Regions from separate parts of the Homo sapiens genome. Here region 2 is linked to region 1. The links are chromatin loops, found by intact Hi-C in ENCODE. Cell type or tissue: heart left ventricle. All regions are shown on one strand.

The links. Hi-C counts contacts between places; a loop is a spot of excess contacts. Peaks named below come from ENCODE experiments on the same cell type or tissue, not always from the same donor. Only the 100,000 strongest peaks of a DNase experiment are listed, where the experiment ranks them.
Region 2: it touches region 1 in a loop (2.2-fold over the local background); 20 of 110 quality-filtered maps call a loop at or near these places.

Annotation. Positions count from the first base shown.
Region 1 is chr15:25,847,728-25,852,727 of GRCh38, reverse strand. All of the region lies in intron 1 of ATP10A (ATPase phospholipid transporting 10A (putative)), which reads left to right. It overlaps MIR4715 (microRNA 4715), which reads left to right and starts at 3,903; the gene lies at 3,903-3,981. RefSeq lists a silencer at 1,955-2,004 and enhancers at 2,285-2,344, 2,395-2,444. In heart left ventricle, no CTCF peak of the experiment used is centred here; DNase peaks (open chromatin) are centred at 2,177 and 3,030; H3K4me3 peaks cover 1,842 bases; H3K27ac peaks cover 2,612 bases.
Region 2 is chr15:25,737,070-25,742,069 of GRCh38, reverse strand. The region is part of intron 2 of ATP10A (ATPase phospholipid transporting 10A (putative)); the gene reads left to right. It also overlaps the pseudogene RNA5SP390. Among named protein-coding and RNA genes, the nearest start is that of MIR4715, 110 kb to the left of the region's middle. In heart left ventricle, a CTCF peak has its summit at 2,037 (motif pointing left); a DNase peak (open chromatin) is centred at 4,499; H3K27ac peaks cover 1,361 bases.

The sequences.
Region 1 (5,000 bases):
CACAGTCTTTGAGGCCTGCATAACAGACAGTGGTTTGTGACAAAAGCCTGTCCAGCTGTGTTGACAGACTTCAGTTTTTCTTCCCACAATATGAATTCAGTTAATAAAAACCTGTTTTCCTCTTTGGAGTGTCTGGATTTTAGGTTTAGGGAGAGAAGGGAACTTCGGAGGAGTTCATCTTGGGCTTTGGGTGAGACAGAGGATTGAGAGGTGAGGTTGGGGGGCGGTTAGAGAGACGCTGAGGGTTCTACAGTTCAGCGCATCAAAGTGCCATATTTTGCGATATTGGTTCCTGAGCCCCAACACCCTCAATGAGGTCAGACCCTTGCCAGCAGTTAGATGCTAGGCAGAATGCATTTCTCTTCATCCCAGTGTTCTTATTTAAATTGGAGGGAAGATGGCATTCAATAGGAGGGAGTATAACATTACTTTGGAGGGAGGATGGCATTTAACAGGAGGGAGGATGGCATTCAATAGGAGGGAGGATGGCACTTAACAGGAGGGAGGATAGAGGGAGGATGGCATCAAATTGGAGAGAGGATAACATTAAATTGGAAGGAGGGTGGCATTCAATAGGAGGGAGGATGGCATTAAATTGGAGGGAGGGGAAGAGAGAAGATAGCAGCTTCTGGTGTGCTGTGAGGAATACATGAAATAATGCAGAGAGGGTGGGCTACAGTGCCAGGCAGGCAGGCAGGTAAGAATTTGAAAAGTTTAGTTGCAACTCATTAGTATTCCTGTTACAACTGCTGTCATTATTGCTATTAAGATCTTTTGATCAAAATAAACTTCCTCAGTTTTTTTAAATTTCTAAAACAGTTTTATTTTTAGAGATGAGGTCTTGCAGTGTCGCCCATGCTGGTCTCGAACTCCTGGCCTCAAGCAATCATCCCACCTCAGCTCCCAAAATACTGAGACCGCACCTGGCCTGTCCACATTGCTAAGACACTGAATTGTGCCTCCAAGCCCAAAGAATTTTAGGTGTCATTTAGCTGTATACTTGTACCATGAGGAAATGGACAGCTTTTGGAAAGAATTTTGAAATATTGGGAATAGATCCGATCCCCACTGAGAATTTTGAGGACCACTAAGGATCCAGAGATACCCTCTGTTGGCTCAAATGTCTTCTGAAAAATGTACCTCACTAGAAGAAGCATTCTGGGGAAATGGTAACATGAAAGCATTCTTTGTTTAAATGGCAATGTGGCGTATATTGTAAATGAAATTGGATTTGGTAATAACCTTTTAGGGGGAAGGTTTGTTTTGAAAACATAAAATGAAGTAAATTCATTGGCCCATTTAACGATGTCTTTGATTGATTTTTGCTTATCAACAGTTATAACAATAATAATTAAAAAAAAAAACCTAAAGTAAGTCTTGGTTTTCAAAAGGAAACTCAACCTAGGCCACGAATGGAGAGCCTTGGAACAGAGCCCTCCATGCAAGTCTTCTCAGAAAGGTGCTTAGTAGGTGCTTTGGAGGCCCGTGAGCTCTTGCATAGTAGGGAACTTTAGATCCGCTCAGAGACCTGCCTTATTTCTGTTTCAGCATCAGATCTGCCTGTTGTATAGTAATCTAGGACTTTTCTAGAAAGGTCCTGGGGTGCGAACGGACCTCAGCGTGGGCCAGGCCAGACTTGACAAGGCTCCCTCCCCAAGTTCGGCGGAGTCCCCGAGATCCCCACTCACCCCTCCCCAGCCTCTGTTTGCTTTGCTTCCCCCAAGAAGTGATGTCTGGCATGGAAACCACTGCTTCTAAAAGAATCCAGTACACGAGGGGTTAACGAAATGGCAGGAAACCCAGGCTGTCACCGCACATTTGAACTGAGTCATTTGTAGAGTTTAAAGCATTTCACTACTTTTATGTCCTGCCTTTTGTTTTTGTATACTTCTAATAACAGTTTAAAAAGTCAGGGGCAGGAAAGGTAAATGTAAGTTCCAAGTTCCATCCTTTGTTCAGATGTGATCTTTGGGCCCTTAGGTGCTCTGTGCAGGAGGGGAGGTGAGCGCGGCCAGGTCTTGGGGGGTGGTGGGCGTGGTCTCGCCCTGCCCGGGCCGCGGAGTGAGTCACCGGGGCTGGGGGGGGAGGGAGGGAGGGAGAATGGAGCAGCGCTGGGTCCGCTGCCGCCGGACGCTCTACACAGTTCCAGTTCTCCAAAACTGGCCGCGTAGAATGGCGCCTGGGGACTCGCCTCGCCTGTGGGCTGGCCCCCAGGGTGTGGCCACATCCCTTTTTCTGGGCCTTTCCCTTCAGGGCTCGGCTGAGGCGGTACCAGACACAGCCGGGGCCTCTCCTGTTGCTTTTTGCCAAGTTGGAAATCAGTTTTGTTCCCCGTACAAAACGCATCCACGCTGTCTGTCTCGGTCATCTCCAGTGCTGCACCTTGGCCCAGGAGCATGGTTGACTCAGAAAACCGAGAGCATTGTGAGAGGAAAGACGAGGCAGGGAGAGAGCGAGCTGGGGAGGCCCCTGTTCCTGCTGGGTGCTCCCCACTGACTCTCTCTCTCTGAACAAGCCAACCATTTTTGAACATAAGTCAAAGCGATATTTTCCAGAATGTCTCATACACATAATGGGCTACAATTGTTCACCTCCACTGAACAGTTTCAAAATATACGTGGCATGTAATTATTTTCTCAAAAAGGGTAATCTTATCGACCTGCGTGATTTAATTATATTTAGTTATGTATGTCTTGTCCCTCATAATTAATTGGTAGAAACCTAGGTAATGGCATTTCATAGTGCCATCGTGTCATTGTCATTATTTTATTTATTCGTGTTGCCAGGACAGACTTTAGTCAAATCAGATGTGTGTGTCTTTTTTAACTCTCATTGTGACTTGCATTGTAATATTTTCCATGTACACATTTATTTTTTTTTTTGGAAAGAAAATCATTGCTTTTAAGCAGGATGGAAAGTTTGATTCATTCCATAGAAATCTGGCTGCTGCCTGTGGTCTTTCACATCCATGGGGAGCATGTCTGGGGGCCAGGAGGCCATGCTGACAGAGACCCTCAGGTTCTCTCTGGCATGGAGGTGAGAGCCAGAGTTGAGCTCAGTCCTGCAGCTGCGCCGTGCTCCTCCTTGATCACGGTTAAATTCCTCCGTTTCTGGTCTTTTCTCTTTTTCTCCTTTCAGTTTCCTATCCTGTGTTAATTCCTCTGTAAAGCGTCTGGCCAGACTTAATGGGAATTCCTTCATAATGCGCCCTTGGGACTTGGAGAAGGCGTAGAAGGAGGGAGGGTGGTGTCTGTAATTCTTGGCTCTGTTCCCAACTACTGCATGCAGTGACATCTAAACTCAGTTCCTGCTTATTCAGTCCTGTACTAAGGATGTCTTTTTATTTTCTCTTGTCTGGTGCTTTGACATCTGGAGCCTTGCTGCCTCCGGAGGGACAGGCCCTCCCAGGGCTAGATAATTCCTAGAGATAGCAAACAGCATTGCTGCAGCATGCCTTACGTGTGCAAGCCACCCAATCCAACGTCCACACCCTCGGCCCCCTCTGTGTTTCATCCACTGTGCACCTGCTCTCATCACCCCAGGTCCAGCCACCAAGCAGCTAGGGACAGCCCTTTGTCCCAGGGTCCACCGAGGTTATTCAAACTAATGGATTCTAAACCTGCTTACCCCGCCTCTCCTGTTCTTTCCCATGGAAGGCACAGAAAAGACTCTCCCTCCTCTCACCAAGGTCTCTGCCTCCTAGGACGCTGGTCTCCCCTATGTTCCCCCTCCCACAGCGGTAGGTGTGGCGAGCTCCTTCTCTGGAGGACTCTGAGTAACAAATCCTCTTTTCAATGGCAGTCCTCTCCTGACCTGTCAGCCCCATAGTGCTTGAATAATAATAGAACTTAAATTGTAAAACATCCCTGGAGCTACTGCCCTCCCTTAGGTCCCATGAGAAAGGGGAATGAAAGTTGGCTGCAGTTAAGGTGGCTAATCAGCTGATGGTGCCACCTTAACTGCAGCCAATTCTAATTCCCCTTTCTCTTGGAAAAAGATGGGGAGATTATTCTGGAGTGAATTGTGGGCCCAGTGTAATCACAAGTCTGTAAAAGTGGAAGAAAAGCGGGCAGAGAGATCCGATATGAATACTACTTAATTTGCCATTGTTGGCTTTGAAAGTGGAGGACCTAGAGTCAAGGAGTGTGGGCGGCCTCTAGGAGCTGGAAAAGGCAAGGAAACATTCTCTCCCGCCGCCCTGCCGAAACCATCGTTTTGACCCAGTAAGATCCATGTCAGATTGACCTCCAGAATTGTGAAATGACAGATTTGTTTAGCCGGTGCAGTGGCACAAGCCTGTAGTCCCAGGTCCTCAGGAGGCTGAGGCAGGAGGATCACTTGAGACCAGGAGACTGGGGTTGCACTGGGCTGTGATTATGCTACTGCACTCCAGCCTGGGCAAGACCCCATCTCTATAAAATGAAATAAATAAAATAAAACTCCCCAAATTTGTGTTACTTCAAGCCACCAAGTTGTCATAATTTGTTGCCGCAGCGGGAAGCTAATACATGTGTTCATTGCAGAGTTTAACAAACAGATACCATGTTTATTTTTTTGTTTGTTTTGCATCCTCATTTTACAGATGATTAAAAAAAAAAAACACTTTTTAGAGGCCAGGTCTTGCTGTGTTGCCAGGCTGGTCTTGAACTTCTGGGCCTCACACAGTCCTGCCTCAGCCTCCCAAGTAGCTGGAAATACAGGCTCTATCTGCCATGCCTGGCAGAAACCACCTTCTTAACTACAGCTTTTTGTGTGTTAATATTGATTAAGATGATTTCCGTTAAAAAATGGCTGTAGGCCAGGTGTGGTGGCTCACATCTGTAATCCCAGCACTTTGGGAGGCCAAGGTGGGTGGATTGCTTGAGCTCAGGAGTTGGATACCAGCCTGGAAAACATGGCAAAACCTCATCCCTACAAAAAATACGAAAAATTAGCTGGGCATGGTGGTGCATGCCTGTAGTCCCAGCTGCTTGCGGGGCTGAGATTGTTTGAGCACAGAA
Region 2 (5,000 bases), 110 kb after region 1:
TAAATAATACAATCACAGCCGCTATTATAGATTACATTGCTGTCTAAATGGGTTTCATGCTCATTTCTATTCAGTATTTGTCACGGGGCATTAACCCCTAGAGTAACACTGAATCTGTGGAACTTGGAGAAATTATCACTTTGAGTTAAGTTTCCTTGTACGTTCGGTGTTTCTTGCCACCAGACGCTTTCACTTGGGTATTTATTTATTATTTATTTTTTCAATAAATAACTGATTGAGTACCCACTATGTGTCAGGAGACACGTGGTGGACAAAAACAGACTACTTTGCTGTTTCAGTTTAGCAAATTGAAAATGTTCACCTGACAATACAGTCTTGGCAGTGAAAAAGTAAATTCACTCATTCGTTCAGTATTGGGATCGGGCCATCTGCCCTCCTTTGAATTTCCACAGCACTGACCATCAAGTGGTAAATACAAATTAGATTGAAATACAAAATAATAATAATAGTAATAATAAAGAAAGTACAAAACAAAAGAGTTGGGGTAATTATTCCATTAATTTGGGTTAAAATGCTTGACTTAATTTAATGAAGGCATTCTTTACCCATGATCAATAAGTAAGGAGCTAAGGAGCCGGATTAGAGGCTATGTAGAAATCATTTTGTATTGCTGCCAGGGGAAAAGAGCCCGCACTTTAAAAAGAGGAACTATGCATTCTGGAACCACAGAGACGCCTCAGCAGGCCCTCTTGGGAGATGGTGCGGCAGGCAGGGGCTCTAGGTCCCCAAGAGCCCAGCACGGAGTTCTGGGGTGATCCAGAAGCTTGTGGCACCTGAGATCCTTCTGAAATAAGCATTCGTCACCCTCTGACCATGTGTGTGCCAGGCACTGTGATGGTCTCAAGGGCACAGAGTACCTGTGCTCAGGGAACCTGTGGTCTAGTGAAGGAGGAATGGGAGCCAGCTCCAGCCACACCCAGGAAGCACGGGGTTTGATGTCTGCATGGGGACTAAGCAAGTTCGGAGCTGTGGCACCTGCCTACCCTACCAGGGGGCCGTCAGGAAGGCTTCTCCAGAAAAGACAACATCCTGAAATGCTAAATGAAGGGCACTTCGCCTGATGCTGTAGGATGGCAAGACAGAGGAAGCCATGCAGAAAGGTTTGGGCTTCCTCAGGGTTCCCTGCGTGGCAGGAATGGGTGCTGGGAGGGATGGTAGCCGAGGAGGTCAGCGCAGTGACCCTGAGCAGAGCTTTGCTGTTGCACGGGATGAGGATTGCATTCTGTAGGGCAGCAGCTGTCTCCAAGGCTTTGTTAAGGTGGAAAACTTCTGTGATCAGACGGGGATCATTCAGTCCAGGGACAAACAGGCCCATAGCAGGTGGCGAGACCAAAGCCAGGTAGACAGAGGTGTTGTGTTTGTCACTGAGAGCCTTCGAGGACCATGTCCAGGCGTGATGTCAAGGCTGGAAGTGAACCAGGGGGACCTCACCCTCCTTGTGACCTGGGAGTATCATGAAGGGAAATGCAAAGGGCGTTTTCAGAACGGGATCCAGATGCAGAAGACGGGAGTGTGTGTGTTTTCCACGTCTTCTTGCTGGTGCAGGCGGTGGCCCTGCCTGGCTGGCAGGTGCTGGCCCCTGCTCTCTGTGCATTCTCTCACCAGGGTTCTCTCTGCCCACATCATCCAGAGACCCAGACAGGTGGCCTCACTCACAGATTTCCACCTGGAGCGTTAGGCAGGGTCCCTGCTGGCAGCAGACCTGCAGATGACCCAAGTGTGCACCTGTGCTGTGTGCTCACCCAATGGCTGAAGCAATATGAACCTCTTTACTTTAGTTTTTTTATGATAGAAAAAAAATAACAGTATCCTCTTTAATGGACTGTAAATGCCCTTTCCAACATCACTGCTGTTTCAAGATGGAGGACATCTGTATTTGCTTTTGTTGAGTACTTAGTAGCAATTCACTTAATACAAATGTGAAATACAAGGTTGGTAACAGAATCTCCCCTGTGAATCAAACCATTCATTCAAGTAGCAATCTGGGCACTGCTGAATTAGACACACGCCTCCCCCATGTGGTTGAAGAGGGGACACAGCTGTTCTACCAGGAGGAGGTCCCAGGCATCAGGAGGAAACAGAAGCATGCCGCAGGGCTCTGGGCATCCCTGGAGCACCTGCTGCTGCGGTCTCTAGCAGAAACGCAAGTTCAGGGGCAGGGCTGGAGGGCTCTCTGTTGCACCACTGTCCTGCCTCTTTCTTTCCACCTAGTCAGGTCAAATCACTTTGCCCAAAGAAGTTTCAGAAATATCTGTAAGACAACAACAGAAACTGTGAGCACTTTCTTTCTTGCCGGTGAGATATTTATTTGAACATGTTGCTCTGCAGTGGGCGAACCCTTCACGGTGTCTGCTTCCTTTTGTCTGAGATGCTGGGGTGCTGCAGCAGAGATGCAGAGGGCAGTGCTTCAGCTTGAGGCTGGCATGTGTGGGCAGCACTTTTGCAGGTGATGCTGTTTCTGCAATAGTGAGTCTGTCATCCCAAGCACAGGGATTCATTGGAACCATCTCTGCATCCTACAGGATTGTGGACTTATAGGGCAACAGAGACCCCGGAGATCCGAGTCCAAATGCCCTCTCTTCACTTGCCAAAAGTCTCATATTTATTAATCAGAAGAACTAGCACTAAGTCCCCGGGCTCGCTCCTGATTTTTTACTCTGTTTTTGAGTGGGCTCTGGTAAGCCCACATCCACAGGCATTGCTGAAGATGGAAAGAGGGTATCTATGATCAGATTAAGGTATGTTGAGCTGAAGCATGTTTTCAAAATACTAAAACTTAAATTTTGGAAACTTAGAACTTTAAAAAGCAATTAAGGCCGAGTGCAGTGGCTCACGCCTGTAATCCCAGCTACTTGGGAGGTTGAGGCAGGAGAATCGCTTGAACCCAGAAGGTGGAGGTTGCAGTGAGCCAAAATCCCGCCACTGCACTCCAGCCTGGATGACAGGAGCAGAACTCTGTCTCAAAAATAAAAAATAAAAAGCAATTTAAATTTTGGGGGACGTTTCTATAGAATCTGTTACACATTTTCTGGCTTACTTGTACAATCTTTTTCTGTTAATGCCAGATTGTCTCTGCAGGTATTGATGGTTGAGCTGATAGCTCAGAGGCCAAGAAAGCTCCAGTCTGTCACTCCAAGACCACTGTGACCTTGGGCACGATACTTAAAGATCCTAAGTTGAAGGTGGTGCAAAAACTGACTTTCTAGCAGGGTTGCCTGATAATTGTAGGGCACTTAGCACAATGCCTGGCATTTGGCAAGCCTCCCCAAACTTGTAATTATGTTGATGGTGATGACGATCAGAATGGCAGTGCCCTCACGAATTACTGGCGAGGGAGACTTTATGTACTTGTACTGAAAGGTGCCAGATTTCTGGTCTATGTTCAACTTGATGATTATTTCATTTCTTCTCAGTCAATTCTCAGAGTTGGTTTATATCCACTTAAAAATGTTTAAATTGTGTCTCCCATCCAAGTACTGACCCTGCTTAGCTTCCAAGATCAGTCAAGATTGGATGCATTCAGGGTGGCATGGCAGTAAATGAAATTTTTTATCATGGCAAAATATGCATAACACAGAGTTTACTATTGTAATCATTTGTGAGTGTACAGTTCAGTGGCATTAAGTTCATTCGCATTGTTGCGCAACCATCACCACCATCCATCTGTAGAACTGCTTCCTCTTCCCTAGCTGGATATCTGCTTTTTAAGAAGAATGGAGTTAGTGTGCCCAGAGCAGAAGGGTGGATCGGGGGCCTCTACTTTTGTCCATGCTCCAGGGGGCAGGTTGACAAGTCTGACTGATGGATAACTTGGGCATGACCTCAAAGCTGGTTTGGAATGAGTCAGGGGTAGACATGAGTGGATGGAGGGATAAATCAATGTATTTCCTAAATGGGGAGTGTTGTGTGTTGCCTGTTGTTAGAAATAAGCAATGTAAACAGGATTTTCCTCATCCAGAAGGTGTGCTCTGGATATGAAATGCTTTTTAAATGAGAAACTCAAAGATGGTCTCTGTATTCGTTTACTGGGGCCTCATTGATGAAACACCGCAGACTGGGCTGCTTAAGCAACGGAAGTTTATTTTCTCACAGGTCTGGAAGCTGGACATTCGGGAGTAAGGGGTCAGCAGGATGGTTTCTTTTGAGGCCTCTTTTTTTGGCTTCTCCCTGTGTCCTTGCATGATCTCCCCTCTGTGTGTCTTTGCGTCCTGATTTTCCCTTTGTATAAGGCCGCCAGTCATGTGGGATTAGGGTCCACCCTGATGACCTCAGTTTAATTTAGTTACCTCTTTAAAGACTTCCTCTCTAAATAAGGGTACGTTCTGAGCTACGTGGGGTTAGGACTTCAATATATGAGTTCTAGCGGCGGATGAGGGGCTCCAGTTCAGCCCATGCCAGTCTCTAGAGATCCCTCCAGTTCTAAAAATCCTCCAAATCCTCCCCAGTTCCAGAAGGATGCAGAGGAAGCCAGCCGTCCCGTGCCTGGGACCTCCCCTGCGCACACTCCCCAGGGCATGGGATTGTTGGTAGAACATTACAAACACAGCTCTGAAGTCCCAGAGACAGAATGTCCTACTGTTTCTGAGCCATGTCCATGACATTTTTCTTAGAGAGAAAGAATAATAAACAGAGACAAAATATTTTAAGTCCTACCCTCCTCGTCTGCCAAGAATAATCCTGGTGTTCTCTGGAACTCACTGCCTTCATGGCCATCCTGTACTTTGTATCTGCAAATGTCTGCCCTGGAAAAAGCCATCCACTGGTTTCAAGATAATCCACAGGCTTTAAATAAACACAAGACTCCTTGAAACAGAGCCCTGCTCTGGAAATAGAGCGAGAGGCCATTTCAGTCCAAGGAGAAGAGAGACTGATGGCTAATTACACTCCAAGAAGAGCCTTTTAAAATAGCATTTCAATTTCAGTTATTGAATCGAGCTACGATTATCTAGCACACGCCCCTTTTAATGTACGCTTTACAC